2 separate regions of the Homo sapiens genome follow, and region 2 is linked to region 1. The links are chromatin loops, found by intact Hi-C in ENCODE. Cell type or tissue: IMR-90. All regions are shown on one strand.

Evidence for each region. Peaks named below come from ENCODE experiments on the same cell type or tissue, not always from the same donor. Only the 100,000 strongest peaks of a DNase experiment are listed, where the experiment ranks them.
Region 2: a loop joins it to region 1, with 2.4 times the contacts of the local background. A loop is called at or near these places in 72 of 110 quality-filtered maps.

The regions. Positions count from the first base shown.
Region 1 is chr4:119,555,659-119,563,658 of GRCh38, reverse strand. It overlaps PDE5A (phosphodiesterase 5A), which reads left to right. Exons shown (of 21, transcript NM_001083.4): 6 at 689-826; 7 at 3,296-3,363. Among named protein-coding and RNA genes, the nearest start is that of PDE5A, 69 kb to the left of the region's middle. In IMR-90, a CTCF peak has its summit at 4,419 (motif pointing left); no DNase peak of the experiment used is centred here.
Region 2 is chr4:119,613,836-119,621,835 of GRCh38, reverse strand. All of the region lies in intron 1 of PDE5A (phosphodiesterase 5A), which reads left to right. Among named protein-coding and RNA genes, the nearest start is that of PDE5A, 11 kb to the left of the region's middle. In IMR-90, no CTCF peak of the experiment used is centred here; no DNase peak of the experiment used is centred here; H3K4me3 peaks cover 540 bases; H3K27ac peaks cover 579 bases.

The sequences.
Region 1 (8,000 bases):
TATAAAATCTAATCAAAACTTTCAGTATACCACTTTCTCTGAATTCTATTATTTTTGCCTGAAATATTTCTCTTCCCTATTTCACCTGAATGATTCCTGCTCATCTTTCAGACCTCAGCTAGGATAGCGTCACCTCCACTAAGTTTTTGGTAATACTTATGAGGTTCAGAAGAAAGAGAAATCTACCAGAAAAAAACACAAAGGAAATTCTTAAAACTTTGTTTACTTTGACGGGTAATATTTACTGTGCTCTGTAAAAATATTGATAATGTTGACAAATGTTGATCTGAAAAGTTTGGAACAACATTAACAGTGCGTTTTATGTACCAGATAGTGTTCAAAATACTTTATAAATATTATCTTAATCCTCCTAACAGCCCTATGATTTTAATGTCATTAATATCCCCATGTTGAAGAAATTTGCCCTCAGTCTCAAAGCTAGCAGTAAAGGAAGTCAGGATTAAAAACTGATTACTCTGGCTTCAGAGGCTGTGATCTTAACAACTATATTAACTATATTAACAGTCAATAAAGGATTTTGTTAATAAGTGGAGACGTATTTATATTTGAATGCAGACTTGATCATAACCTGCTAGGTTATATAAACAATTTATAACCCATATAAATAATTGTGCTTTAATAATTACAATCAATTGCTAAATAATGAGCTCCTAATTTTTTTGTCTAGGTGCTGCTTGACCTTGCTAGTTTAATTTTTGAAGAACAACAATCATTAGAAGTAATTTTGAAGAAAATAGCTGCCACTATTATCTCTTTCATGCAAGTGCAGAAATGCACCATTTTCATAGTGGATGAAGATTGCTCCGTGAGTACAGAGTATGACTTTTTTATTTTTAGAAAGACAGAAACTTATATTTCTATAAGCACTACTTTTAAACCTCATTTTGGTCTTAGAACCCTCTCTCAAACCCAAATGTGTATGAATATGTATATAAAACTAATCAGGGTATGAGCTGTTCTGGTTGAAGACAGGTAGGGGTGGAGGGTGGAGGGTGTCTTCATCAGCCTTTTTTTACCTCTGTTCATGTCCCCATCCCAACCTCCTGAAAATAGTTACCATGGGAATGTCTGTGTGCTGCTTCTACCAATGGCTACACTGTCTTCATGGAGAAATATATTGTCATTACAGTGTGCTGACTTTTCATGGTCAGGAATACTGGTGACCTAGTTGCTATGAACAGGCAGACCAGACTCCTCATTCTGGATGGGTTGGGTATAAAAATTTCTTCTTACTAGAAATTGTATAGAAACCAAAAGGCATAGCCAGTAGGAGTATTACTAATGGTCCCCATAAGTCCCATATTTTTACCAACAGTGGAAAACCACTAAGCTGTTCTAACTGGTAGATTTCAGTCCATTGATTTTGTAATGTGAAGAAACATTTTCAGGTGTCTGGGGTAAGATAGACTGTTGTCACAGAGTGCTAGTTACAGCCAGGCCAGCTGTCTTGAGTTTGCCAGTAGAATCAGGGCCCCTGGCCTAAGGCAGTTTTTCTTTATGCACTTTCTCTCCCTTCTCAACCTATGAACCACTGTTTCTGGAATATTTCTTTTTGCTGTAGTTGTTTGTTTTCTTTTTCCTTTAGTCCCTAAGAATAGGTTGTTCATTTGTGGATTAATAGGAAAGAGAGCGTGCACTATCACTTGTATAGGTCAATTATAATCTACATATGATATCCGAAGTTATGTTTTGGGGCAAAGTAGAATAATAAAAGGTATTCAGTACTTAATTTATATTAAGAAATTTTAGTTGATTTAGATATAAGGACTATACTGTATGACCCAACATCTCAACCATTTGGGATGTGTATATGTGTCAGATGAATGCATTGTTTAATACAAAATTCTGATTAATATCAAATGAGAACTCAGTAGGCTAAAAGGTAATCAGTATTTTCATAGATACTATTTCATATTTTTCAATCAGTTATAAAATCCTTAATATAGAGGTGATTTTAATATAGTAGCCATGCCATCATTTTAAACTTCAGGTCAGAATTCCTTAATGTAGTATGTCACTTAATCTGTAATTTTTGCTCTATGACCCACTTTTTGCATTTAATTTTTGAAAGTTATATGTGAAGCACTCCTTTTTTTACACAACTTAAATATCACTTTAATTCGCACTCAATGGATACTTCTACCAGTTAACACCTGTTATGGTAGTACACTGATTTGGATCAGTGCTACTTGGAAGTATAGCGCAACAATATGCTTATTAAGATATTTTGCTTACTTTTTGACTACTTAAGTTGTAGGATTTAGAAAAGGAATTAGGTGACTTTATATTCATTTGTATTACATTTATTTGTTGTTTAAAAGTACATCAACAACATGAGCAAAGGTGAAAATGTAAGAAGGAAAGAAATGTACAGATTTCTTCCATCCCCAGATTAAACTATCATTTTTTTTTTCTGTTTTCTTCCAATTCTGTATAAATAGAGCATGGGCATAATGTGCTGTTCTGCTTTTTAATGTGATTTAAAAAATTTTTTTTCTTTCTTATTTTCGAGACAGAGTATTGCTGTATCATTCAGGCTGGAGTGCAGTGGCACGATCTCACCATCGCAGCTCACTGCAACCTTGGTCTCCCAGGTTCAAGAAATTCTTGTGCCTCAGCCTTCCCAGTAGTTGGGATGACAGAGGCATGCCCACAACATCCAGCTAATTTTTGTATTTTTAGTAGAGTAGGGGTTTTGCCATGTTGGCCAGTCTGGTCTCAAATTCCTGGCCTCAAGTGATCCACCCACCTTGGCCTCCCAAAGTGTTGGGATTATAGGCATGAACCACCACACCTTTAATGTAATTTCAAAAGTATTTCTCTATGTTGTTAAAATTTTCACAGTTATTTTAATAATCACATAAAGTATTACTGAATGAAACATCTTTTTAAGAAGGGATTCTTTACCTGGGATTTAACAACAATCAATGTACTTAAGCGTTAAAAGCCAAAACTTGAGAATTTTCAATAAGTGTAAAAAATTTTGAAACTAATAAATCCATCAGCACCTAGAAAAAAACAAATAGTCCTCATATAATCATTCTTCCAAGAGAAAATCAGAAATTATATGAACGAAACTTTTATTTTAATTAAATGGGAAGCAGTTTTGAGGATGTCATAAAATGAGTACTTGGGTCTATTTTGTCCAAGAATAAGTAAAAATATACTACAAGTATTGGGGTCTTTTGTCAATTCCATAGCATGTATGTCTGTATCTAGATAGTTTTCATTACCTTGTCAAACTTATTTCTCAGCCTGTGTTGTCTGTTTTTAGGATTCTTTTTCTAGTGTGTTTCACATGGAGTGTGAGGAATTAGAAAAATCATCTGATACATTAACAAGGTAAAAGCACGTATTCTCTACTTGTCTTTATCACATGATATAATATTGGCTAAATAGTTATTTCATGACCAGTTTGATTTAAGAAATATAAGCTACAGATTATTTTATTGTCTCTTGTCTTTTCTCACATTTACGGTCCTAAGTCGTCCTCCATCAAGATGGAGAGACTATTGACCACAGTGACTTAAAGTTGTTACTTTGTTAAGTATTTATATTTAAATCAAAACTCATTACTAGACTATTATTTTGACAATGTGGTACAAGGAAGGGCCTTTTCTCCTATTAAAGGATTTTAGGAATTAGCAAAGGGTGGGGTGTAACTTGGAGGCAGATGGGGAATTCATTTGACTCAGAAGGTAGACCTGACTTTAAGCCTTGACTGCTGACTTGGGCATGAAGTGAGTAGTCAAGGGAGATAAACCATGGATTGTCTAACCAGAGAGTTTTCTGATGTCCTGGAATTTGGGGTTCACATGGTCATAATTGAATTGCTGACCTTTATTTCCTTCTTGGCTTTGCTGATCATGCATTGAAGATTATATCCCGTCTCCACACCTATTCTGTCCTAAGCTCCTGTGCCATTGCATTTTCTAGCAGATTTGACATTGTTTTAGTTAGTATTGAATCCTTTTGAAATGTCTGAAAATGTGCACATTAATATATATTATTTTAATTTTATGATGCTGTAATATCTTTTTTCCTTTTTGGAAAGAAGATTTTAGAAAGTTTCTAGGTAGGACATATGTAAATATTTGAATATTTTACTTTTTGGCTTGCATAAATAATGAGTTCCTATACATAAATAGAAATATAGGCATCTCTGTTTATATATTTACCTTTACCTCCATGGGACAATAGGAACATCAGTATGATAATCATATTAAAAGTCCAAAATGATGAATTATCTACATTATCTTTTAATATTTGTGCAGCAGCATATCCCTGTGTATTATATTTTAGGTATTGGCTTTTGATTTTTTTCTTATAAATTCAGCCAGGCCCTCTAATTTCTTTTAGCAGTAGCTGGACAAATCCAGTGAATTGGTGTGATAGTGACCTCTACTGGTAAATATGCATTTAAAAAAACACAAAAATGTCTTGCTATATATATATTTGTTTCTAAATACCACATTCCCTCTCTGTAGGAAAAATGGAAAGGATCTTTCCACTTATTGATTTAATGATTCCAAGACAGTCTTAGTATAAAGATATTTTTTATAAAGGTTAAATAGGTCAGTGTGATTACCTTAAAAGAGACTAATTTACATGGATCATTTTAACTGATTTATTAATTGACTTTACAATAATGAAAATCATTTCAACAGTAATAGCTTATGTTAACTAAACATTTAAAGTTAGCTTTTTTTTTTTTTTTTTTTGAGACGGAGTCTCGCTCTGTCGCCCAGGCTGGAGTGCAGTGGCGGGATCTCGGCTCACTGCAAGCTCCGCCTCCCGGGTTCACGCCATTCTCCCGCCTCAGCCTCCCAAGTAGCTGGGACTACAGGCGCCCGCCACTACGCCCGGCTAATTTTTTGTATTTTTAGTAGAGACGGGGTTTCACTGTTTTTAGCTGGGATGGTAAAGTTAGCTTTTATTATAGTGATACAGTAAAAGGCCTCTGAGATTTTTTTTATTTTAATAAAAATTAGGTAACAGGCCTAAATTTGCAGTAACTGAATTTAAAATGGTGTTTAGTAATGTTAACATTTTGAAAAAGGGCAAAACTAATATTGATACTTATTTTTCACCAGCAAATTCTTTATTTTGTTCCTAAAACTGATTATTGGTAGGATTTAGGACTCCAATTCTCATTATTAAAAACTTTGCCAATCCAAACTTTGCCATCTCTCAATTTGATGAAGTACTAGGCAATTTGATGTTAGCAGTAAGCAAATCATTCTTTTCAGGAAGTTATTTATCAATTAAAAAGTATAGCTCATTCGAGATTTTTCCAACCAATCCACTAATGACCTCATAAATTAATATACTGAAGATGGTTTTGAAATGTTAAATGTAAAACAACATATTCAGGGTGAACATTACACATAATTATTAGAAGCATATCATAAAAGGGATAAAGCATAGTAAGCTCTTGGGAGTTGAGTTGCCCAGGAATTTCCAAAGGGAGGCTCATTTCCACATGGTGGGAAGTTTTAGAGTTTTTGTGCTTCAATTCAAGAGCCACCCAATTAGAAGGAAAAAAATGAGTATAATGTTGTGCCGTTTATGTTAGCTCTTTAAGAAGTAGATATTTTAGTGCTATAATTCCATACTAATTAACTTTATGTTCATTCACAAATGCACATTTGTGTCATAAAATGATAAATACATAGAATTAATCCTTTTAGGTCACTTTCTTGGAATATACATATTAGTTTATACTTGTTATTGATTATCATATTAGAAAATATAAGTGTAATTAAATAAGTAAAGACTACTACTTTAAAAAATTGTGGATACAGTGTAGAAGAATGTAGAAGTCAGATTGATTGTATTTAAATGTAAGTATTTAAGTTGCACCACATACTGGGCTTACTAGCTGTGAGACTTCATGTAAATTATTTAATCTCTCAAAGCCTCAGTTTCTTCATCTGTAGTGGTAGTAGGATTGTACTAAGAATCAAATAAGATAATGTATATAAAATGCTTCAGAAAATTTCTGGCATTCAGTAAGTGTTAGCTATTATTTCCATGTCTCTTTGATTTTTTTTTTATTTGTCTTTGGTTTACATTACCTGCAGTGACTCCCATTTAATTCTAAAGCACAGAAATTTATCTTTTCAAGCTCCACGTACCTAATTCTCTCATCCCAACAATGCACTCATATACAGTTCATTGATACACATTGTACAAAAAGCCTTAGATGTGTGAGTTAGTCCAGGTCTTCCAAGAAACAGATGCCAAGATTAGATTAAATGTGCAGAAATTTATTAGAGAAAACACCCTGTGAGAACCAGAGGGAAGGAGCCAGGAAAGCCATCAGACCAACACGAAAGTCTGACCCAGAGTTAAGGAGAGGAAGAAGGAAGGAAAGTTGTACAGAAGTATCCTAGACAGCTGAACAGTTCTAAGGAAGGTTTGGCAAGGCTGCTGGGAAGTCCTCTAGCTGAAATTTACTGTGAGAAGAATACTGGGCCTCCCAGGATTAGGCCTACTTTAGTGTCCCTAGTGTGCTCAGTCTTTTTCTCTGGGATCAACCCTGGTAGAGGTGACCTCAGTGCAAACTTGTTGATGGCTTCCAGAGCACAGCAACTTGAGACATTGGTCAGCTACTCTTTCTACAATTGGAGCTCTGAGGCACATTCTAAAGGACACTATAATATTCCCATCAGTAAAAGAATGAGATCCATATTCCTTGTATTACACTTTCAAAATCTTTCACTATCTGTCCTAGCCTAACATTTTCAGCCTGAAATCATCATTTTATTCTTGACAATCTGTAACTATTTAGTGTTTCCCAGTTACACATAGAACTCTTCCATGTCAGCAATGTGTTTTATACTGTTTCGTTTTGTTTTGTTTTTTCCTGCCTGGAATACTCTACCTTTCATTCCTGATGTCTCTCCTTTAAAAATTCTGAACCAACTGTGAATTCATTTCTCTAATGCTACCTCTTCCCTATTCCACTCCATTTAGGTGCTACCTGTCCATCTTCTCCACACGTGTGGTGCTTGCATTGTTACACCGTATCACTTAGGATTAGGCTTAACTGTGGATCATGAAAACCCAAAATAAAAATAGCTTAAACAAGAACACAGTATTATTACTCTCTCCTGTAAAAGCCCAGAGGTAGCCAGCTCAGGCTCGGTGCTGTAGCTGTGCTCCACAAAGACCTTGGGGACCAAGACACCTTTGGACTTTCTACCTTACATCCCTAGGATATGGCCCTTTCCTTCAGGGTCAAGGATGCAGCTCCAGTCATTATATCCACATTTTAAACAGTAGGATGGGGGACTGGGAAAGAAGGGACAGACAGCATGTATCACCTGTCTCTTAGGAAGGTTACTAGAAGCCATCACAGACATTTACTCTTACATCCTGTTGTCTAGAACTTAGCCAGATGGCAATACTAAGCCACTAGGGTGGCTGAGAAATGTGGTCTTTATTCTGGGTGGCCATATATGTCCAGACAAACAGAAGGGGAGGAGAATTATTGAAGGACAACTGGCAGTCTCTGCACTAGACTCTACCCAAATAGTCCATGTAATTTAAACACATTATTCATTCTGTTTCAGTCTTCTACTAGATTGTAAGCTCCTATGACAGTTACTAACCTATGTAAGTTTGTCGCCCATATACTGCTAAGGGTGCCTCTGATGGAGAAGGTATTCAATCTTTATTTATTGAGTTCAGGAACTAAAAATTTATCAACATTTCTTATAGAGTAAGAAACAAACATAGTATCATGTAACTTTAATAAATCTAATGCTCATTTTTCACTTAAAGTAACCATCAGGAAAACCTAAAAATTTCAAGGAGTTAAATAAGGTATCAGGTATTTGTTGATTTAGAAGTAGTTTTTCTACTTCTCTTTCTCTATATTAACTAGTGTAAGTCTGAATTTATGAACTCTGACAAATTGCTTAACCATTTTGGATTTTTTCCTGGCTCCTACTCTTAAAATAATGATGATGATA
Region 2 (8,000 bases), 58 kb before region 1:
TTTGATTTACAATATATTAGAAAGCTTTTGGTTGCAAGTGACAGAAACTCAACTTGAACCCATAGAGAATTGATGCACATAATTTTAATTGCTTGCGGGATTGGGTTAGCTGTGAATTTAGCTAATCAAATAATGTTGCCAAAATTCTGTCTGTCTCTGTGTCTATCTAACTATCTATCTGTCTGTCTATCTATCTATGTATCTACCTATCTCTATTTATCTTTTCATCTATCTACTCTGTTTACCTGCCCTTCCTTGCATCTATTTATCTGTCCATGTATCCATTTGTTCATGTATTCATCTATCCATGTATCTTTTGGCCCTGTGCTGTGTTGGCTTTATTTTCTTGCATGCTTTCTTCATGTGCTGAGAGTTTCTACTTGTTAACTGTATGTGGGTCTTAAACTTCTGATATTAGAGAGGTGCCTTCTTATCCATATCAGTCTTCCCCAGATTACCCTGGTCTCACCTGGGTCACATCCCAACTCTGAACCAATCATTGTATTCGGGAGAGTAGGGTTGTTTGACTGTTTTGTTGGGGCACGTAGCCCATAAGGTGATATATCATTGGGGAGGGTACATTCCCAAAAGAAAGTGATGTGGGCAGACCCAGAAGTTCTAGATGTCTACCATAACTAGTGTTGACTTCCTTTTATTTTAATGTTAGTGAAGTGTGGAATTCTTAGAAGTAGAATAAATAAAAGCAGATATAATTTAATCATAGTTACAACATTTATGCAACTGTAATGCCAAAATACATTCTCAGTTAATTACGAACAAAATGATAAAACCACAGCCAAATGCAGATTTACAGCATTCATTAAAACACTCTTGCAAAGTAGATATGGTTCTAACTATCTGAAAAACAGTATGGTAAGTCAGCTGGCCTTTGCTACAATTTGGCCTATAATGATTTCACTTCTCCCACTGGGTCTCTCTGAACAATCATGAAACTTATTCCTCTAGCACAGCATACCAGCTTTCATTTTTTACTTGCTATGAAGGCATATATGCATATTAAATTTACGTCTTTTATTTTCTCATTAACACAAATATAAACCTTAGAACTAAAATTGCAGGGCAGTAGTTGGTAATAAGATGGTCTTCCCAGTAACTGAAAGCAATTTCTTTCACTTTCTTTTGTTTTGATTATGATTATTGTGAAAATATAAAATTAGAACATTTTATAGAACAAAGTAAAGATCTTCAAAACATACTTGTTTTGAATTCTGTGGGCTCTCAAACCTCAGATAAATGCCATTGTAGTCCAGTCTCTCCCATATCTAAACTGCAAAGCCAACTGATTTACATGTTTAGTGCATAGATTTGAGTTATTGTTTTCTTTCAGAAGTGGTAGGTTTTCCTTTAAGCAACTTCTTTTATACCATGTGTTGTGAATGTACAGAAAATTACAAAATATTTTGTCCCTTCCAATTCTCAGTCAAATTTGAAGTTAAAATCATATGAAGCAATTCTGCATTTTAAGGTTCTCAGATGTTTTCATAGCTGGAGCAAACTTAGAAATACTAAATAACTTTGGGCAGACTCTTCATTTCCTTACCATGCCAGACCCAAGCGAACTACTCACTGTAACATCAGAGTAGAGGTTATTGGAGGATATCACTTAGAGGTGTCCAAAATCTCCCGTTTTGTTTAATAATAGTCTGTTAATCTCTTAATCATCTAAACCATTGCTTCTCAAAAGAAGATGTTGGCATTTGGTGGTGACACTTTTTTGTTGTTAGAGGCTGTCTAGTGCATAGCAGGACATTTAACATCCCTGAACTCCAGACACTAAATGCCAGGGCCACCCCCATCCATGTGATGGAAAATCTATTCCCACACATTTCCAAATGCCCCTCAAGGGTTGGCACCACTACTTGATTAGGAGCCACTGTTGTGAACCCTTTGAAATTGATTTCTGTTTATGGTGAAGGGCCCTAGATAGGACAGCCTTAGGCTTCAACCCCAGACCTACTTTTCTAAGAGGAAGACTTTAGGTGCATTATTTACTCTCTCTGTAAAATGGAGATAATGTCATTTACCTCATAGTGTTCATTAGAAAATTAAAGGAAATAATGCGTGTTTCCTTATCTTTTTAGTGGTAATTTTCAGTAGTTTACCATTTTACCTTGAGCATCATCAGTGCCTTAAATGTAATCACAAACTTTGATAGGCATTTCCTTATCCTGGTAGATGGGAATTAAGTTCTGACAGCATAGTGATTTCATAGACTTTAAATGTCATTTTCATTTTTTAGATGAATTTTATTAATGGTTCGAACAGAAGTTTTTGTGGGATTGTGTAAGGTACTGGAAAGGGAACTGGAATGGGAGCCCAGACCCCCAGATTTTGTTTCCAGCTTTGCTATTAGCTAACTTTGTGACTGGCTCAAGTTAATGAACCTCAAACTTTAAGACGGGAGGTGAAAGAGGGTGAAGACTCAAGGCGGAGAGATTCATAAGTGAGCTTAAAAATCTCTTTCAGCTGTAAGAGTTCTTTTTTCTCACCAGGAGAGCCGAGTATCAGTTTCTCAGATTGAATAGTTTCATTCTTTTAAGTATTTTTCCAAATTTGAGTAGTGGATCCAGGTCAAATTATGCAAACAACGTAACTGAAACTGTATAAAATAAGGATCCAAGAGCAGGAAAAGTAGCCAACATAATTTTTTATGTGAGTTATTTTGTGTTTTCCCTAATTTTAGCAGATTTCCATATAAGTTATCAATCATACTTTCCAGTCAGAAAATTTAGTATACTCTTTGCAATGCTGGTATTAGTGATTAATTCACATGACTAATGAAAAAGGCATTGAAAAGAGAAAAGAGGATGGCATTTTAGTAGCTGACTTATAAACACAAAAATACACCCTGCAAATCTCCCCCAAAAGTTACTGCTCAATGGACTTGCTATATGGACATTTTTGAGGTCCAAGGATTGGTATCACCCTACTTTTAGGATTTACCCAAGTAAGTACCCATGGATAAGAACTAAAACAGCCAATTTAATCCATAAATTACCTATAGCAGAGTGTTAAAGCGTTGTTTTATCAGATATTAAAACTGTGCTCCAGTTTAGAATTATGAAGTATTGCTATGGTGTTCATCATAGGTAATTATTGTATTTTTTTTACATTTGTTGTCAAACAGTTTTAACTTTTATATTTTGGGAAAAAATAGTCCCCAAATCTATAACTTATTTTTGACAAAAAAAAAGTCTCTAAGTAGTACTGAAAAAAACAAATTATATTCTTGCATTTATTTTTTTCAGTTAAATGTTTATCACCTAATCTTAATATGAAATTCAGAAAATTTTGTTATATGTAAGTGTAGATATTAGTCTGAGGAGTCCATTTTTTAAATTGTAATTTGAAAAAATACATGAAAACAGCCCTCTCTCTTTTATTTTAATATGAAATACCTCTGTAGAGAAGTTATTGTTTTTAAATTAGGGGCTTAGGAAGAAGCAAGAGCCAACATCTACTTATTCTGCTGTATAAATCCATTAAATAATTTTTCTTTATTTAAAAAAACCAAAAACTTAATCAGTTTAAAAAATATACTCCACTTAATATTCAGTTAACTTAAAAACAATAACTATCATGAATGAAACACTGTGTATCTGACTCCAGCATCATTTCCTTTACTTTTATCATGATCTCCATTTTACAAAGAGAGTAAATAATGTACCTAAGGTCATATTCTTAGAAAGAGGTGATTCTGGGGTTAAAGCCTAAGTCTGTCTCATCTAGGGCCCTTAATCACTGTGCTATACTGAAAGTCAGTGTCAATATTAATGCAAGCAAAGCAAAGGCTCATAGATTTAATGTCATGAGGTTTCTAACTCAGGAAGAGGTTAACATTTTCTTCTACGGCCTCTTTCTGTGGAAGCACATTACTTAATGATGTGCCTAAAGACTGCCCAAGTGAGTTTAGTTTCCATATATAATTTCAGAGTATAAAAATTGGGAAATCTCAAATGACATTTTAAAATAGAGTGGTTGAAAATTTCGGTACTAGGCCATTATAATTATCTTTTTAGCATTAGAACACAAATACCCTAGTACAGTATATTTTCAAAGGATTTTTATCCTTTGATACATTATTTTAGGCCAGAGTGCAAAACGTATTAAACTAGTTGCTCTACGAGTAGGTTTCACCTAGTTATACTTTTAACTCGTGAGGGTTATTATGTTTATATCAAAAGTTTACTTTGCCTTGTCAATTTTTCTTCTCTTTTCCTTACTTTTCTAGAAGCCAAGAAATATTCTATAAACCTTATAAAATATTTTAATTAATTTTCCATTTCAAGACATCTGGAATATTGAATATGTATTTTAAAGCCTTTCTGTCTTTTTCAAGATTCATTTTGTAATGTGAGTGAGCAGTTCCACTTTGGTAGAAAGTAAAGTTATTGCCACAGGGAGACCCTTCGGACACAGACACGTGTGTGCGTGTGTGTGTGTGTGTCCCTTTAGCTAATTATATTTGAAATGCAGTTCCAGGGCTTGCATCCCTGCATCCTGTCAACAAGTTTTGTAGTCCTATTTAATACTTCTAGATAGAGGGCATTTGGAAGAAGCCGTGACTTGTGTAGATTAGTGGAAAATTTCTAAAAACCCAAAACATAAGGTGTAGTTTTCTATTTTGTGATAGGTTTATAACAATCTTGAGTGGAAGCGATAAATTGGAAAGGGGGGAAGGTTTTGATTCTTCCCAGATTATATGCCATACAGTTACATTTCATTTTTTTCAATGAATATTATTAATCAATTTATAAACTTTTTAGAGACTATGAGATGAAGTGTACCCAATATGCAATACAAATCTATTTAAATATCCATAAAAATGTATTACAATACTAACTTGGCACTATTTAATTTAATCATTAACTTAATTGAGTCCATCATTTTAAGAGTGCCACACTTTTCATTTAGTTACAAAATATGAGCACATAGTATGTGTAAAATGAAATAGCATTGTATTTTTGCCGTGTGTAATTTTGATAAAATAAACTCTTTGTTAAAACTATTGTAAAAGTTGATAACCATTCACCTTCTAAGCTTCCTAACCTCCAGAATTCCTTTTTTTTTTTTATCATTCACGAATGAATTTGTTCATCCCTTTGTATTACTAAAGACACAAAATGTCTGTCAACTTTCGCCTTTTCCTGCAGCAGCTGCTGGAACCAGGGTAGTGCACATGCTCATTAGTTTTGCTGGGTGCTCTACTCACACAATAACATCATCCTCTTGACAGGTGCGGTGCTGTTAGCTTCATGAAATCAAAATGTGTTAAACATTATGCTTAATGACACTGATTTTTATATTAAATCATTATTTTATAAGCAGTTTGAGCTGCAAGAGTCTTCTGTAAAGTAGAATATCTGGATAATAAACTTCTGATTTGATTCATTGTGTAAAGAGTTTCGAGAGTAAGATTTGAGTCACATTTATGACAAGAGCTCAAAAGGTTTTAGGCAACTTCCATTTGGTTTTATGTCCTACCATCTAATTAATATGAATTTTGGGGTTCTTTGCTTGCTCCGTATGGAAAAGGATATCTTCGTGAGCCTTAAGTATCATCTGTGGAATATGCAAGTTTGAAATAACAGGTTATATCGACATTAGTGTTATCTGAAAGGAATAACTTCCAACGGTGATTTTGGGGTGCCCACCAGGGTTTCTTCGTATCTCAGGATGTGTTGTAAAAGTTTAAAAGCAAAACTAAATTCACTCTTGTTAAAAGGGTATGTAATACAACTCATTTATGGGTAAGAATTTTTTGTGTAATAAAATATGTAGGAAATAAGTGATTGGAGGATAATAAAAGATTTTGGTGAGAAGAGAGGAAGATATGGATGTGATGTAAAACTCAGGCTCTTATCATTGACTATAAATTATTGGCTTCAATGTTCATTGCATTTTCCATGGCTGTGGCTTTCTTTGAAGTGTGGAGGGCCTGTTGTCTTTCATTAATAGCTTTGTAAAAGTTAACTGAAAGACTTCAAGAGGGCAGCTAGGCTTTCTTCTGATTGCTTCCAGGTTTGCAGGGCAGTTAGCAAAGATACACTTATACATGAAAGTGGAGAGTCCAGATTATTAGTACTTGTGGTAAAAGCTACAGATGCTTCAATGGAATTTGTTTCTGTTTTGTTGTTTTTGCTCAGATGGCTATGATGTAATTTAAACTGTTCTCTTTTTTTTTTCTTTTTTTTTTTTTGAACTTAGTAGGAGTCTGTCAAGAATGCCATTCTGAAGTATTTGCTTTGGCCAAGGACTTTTGAGTGTTCATGGTGCATGTTGCTGGCCTATATCCCAACCCAGTTAGGGCCCCTCAACCTGTGGGCTTGTATCACCAAAAACAACCTTTTTACTCTCATCCTTTTTCTGATTCTCTTGGCTGACCTTTTTGAGGAAATAACAGCCATTGCTCCTTAACCCAGCCCTTTGTCTTCATTGGAATGAGTACTAAGGGTGTAAGAGATAGCAAATTCTTAGATATGTTGAAGAGATCTTGAAATGCTTCCATGTGCATTTTCTAATTTGACTCACACATCAACCCTGTGCAGTGAGTGAAGGAGCCAGAAGACTTTTCCCCTATTTAAAAATGAGGAAGTTGAAGGGCAAAAAGAAGTTAAGTTGACAGACCCAAGGACCACTTCTTGTCCTATTCATACTGCAAACTGTGGTGGGGAGTCTTAATAGCCTGTTAATACAGCAGCCCATTTTTACCACTGAAGATCTCAAACTCCAGTGAAAATGAACTCCAGAGAAGTTGTAATTGTTTTAGCATCAGATCCATGTAGTGTTGTAGCTGGAACTAGAATTATCACCTGATTGTTAGTCTAATATTCCTGACTTTATACTCTGCTGAAGACAGTCAGCACCTTACACTTCATAAAAGGCCAGAACTGGTGCTATTTTTCTTGTTTTATCAGGGATAAAATGGAAACTCAGGGGAAGAAAATTGCTTAGTGCTAGTCACACATCCTATTAGTAACAAATGCTGAGATTAGAACCCAGGACTCATGGCTGAAAGTGCAGCCTCTCAATGCTTTGTAATCCCAAGAATTTTTGTCAATTAGTAAATCTCCCTTTTATAAGTAGTTTGCAGTTTGTTTTGTCCCTATGCAATACATTATGTGGGATGGTTTTAGAGCAAAATGAATGAACTTGATTTAAGGAGATATTTTATGCTCTAGTTTTATTGCAAGTTATGAATCCAAGTGCTTTCAAAAGGTTCAATTATCATACACAGGATTACTTTGTGGTAGTCCTTTGTGCGCTCTCAATGATAAAATGAGCGATTTGATAGCCTGGAACTTACTAGTATGCTGCATAGAACCTGCCTTCTCTTTGTTGCCTATCCGCCAACAATTTCAGTTAGGAAAAGCTATGTAGAATGACTGGAGTGGCCAGATCAAATACAGGACAGCCAGTTCATCTTGAATTTCAGATACTACTTATACTGAAAACTTATTCATTATTTATCTGAAACTCATTTTTAGCAGGTTGTCTTTTTTATTTGCTAAATCTAGCAACTCTGGGGATGACTTTTTCTCGAACACATTTATTATACTTCTTTTCAGTACATTGCTTTAGACTTATAAAATGTGACCTGTTTTCAGAGAAACATAGATATGTTGGAATTTAGTTAGATTTTTTTTTTATGGACACTATCCTTAAGAATCTTTGTTCCCTGAGTCCTTAGAAATAGTGTTTTTACCTTAAGAAAACAGTGTGTGGTCCTTTTATGACCTGGAGGTAAAGGATTTCATTTGAACATGTGTCGTAAGTCATCTTTCTCTATGCCTTCTCTGCTTGAATTTGATTTTTACTTCTAGATTCAGCTAGATGTTACGGAGTGCCTTCTTCATGGCAAGCACTGATGCTCTGGGAACTTTTATATTCTTAATAGGGTATAGTACCTGGAATAGGAAACCTGGATTTGATTCCTGGTGTTGCCACCAAATAGTAGAATGGGTGTGGTTCAGACATTT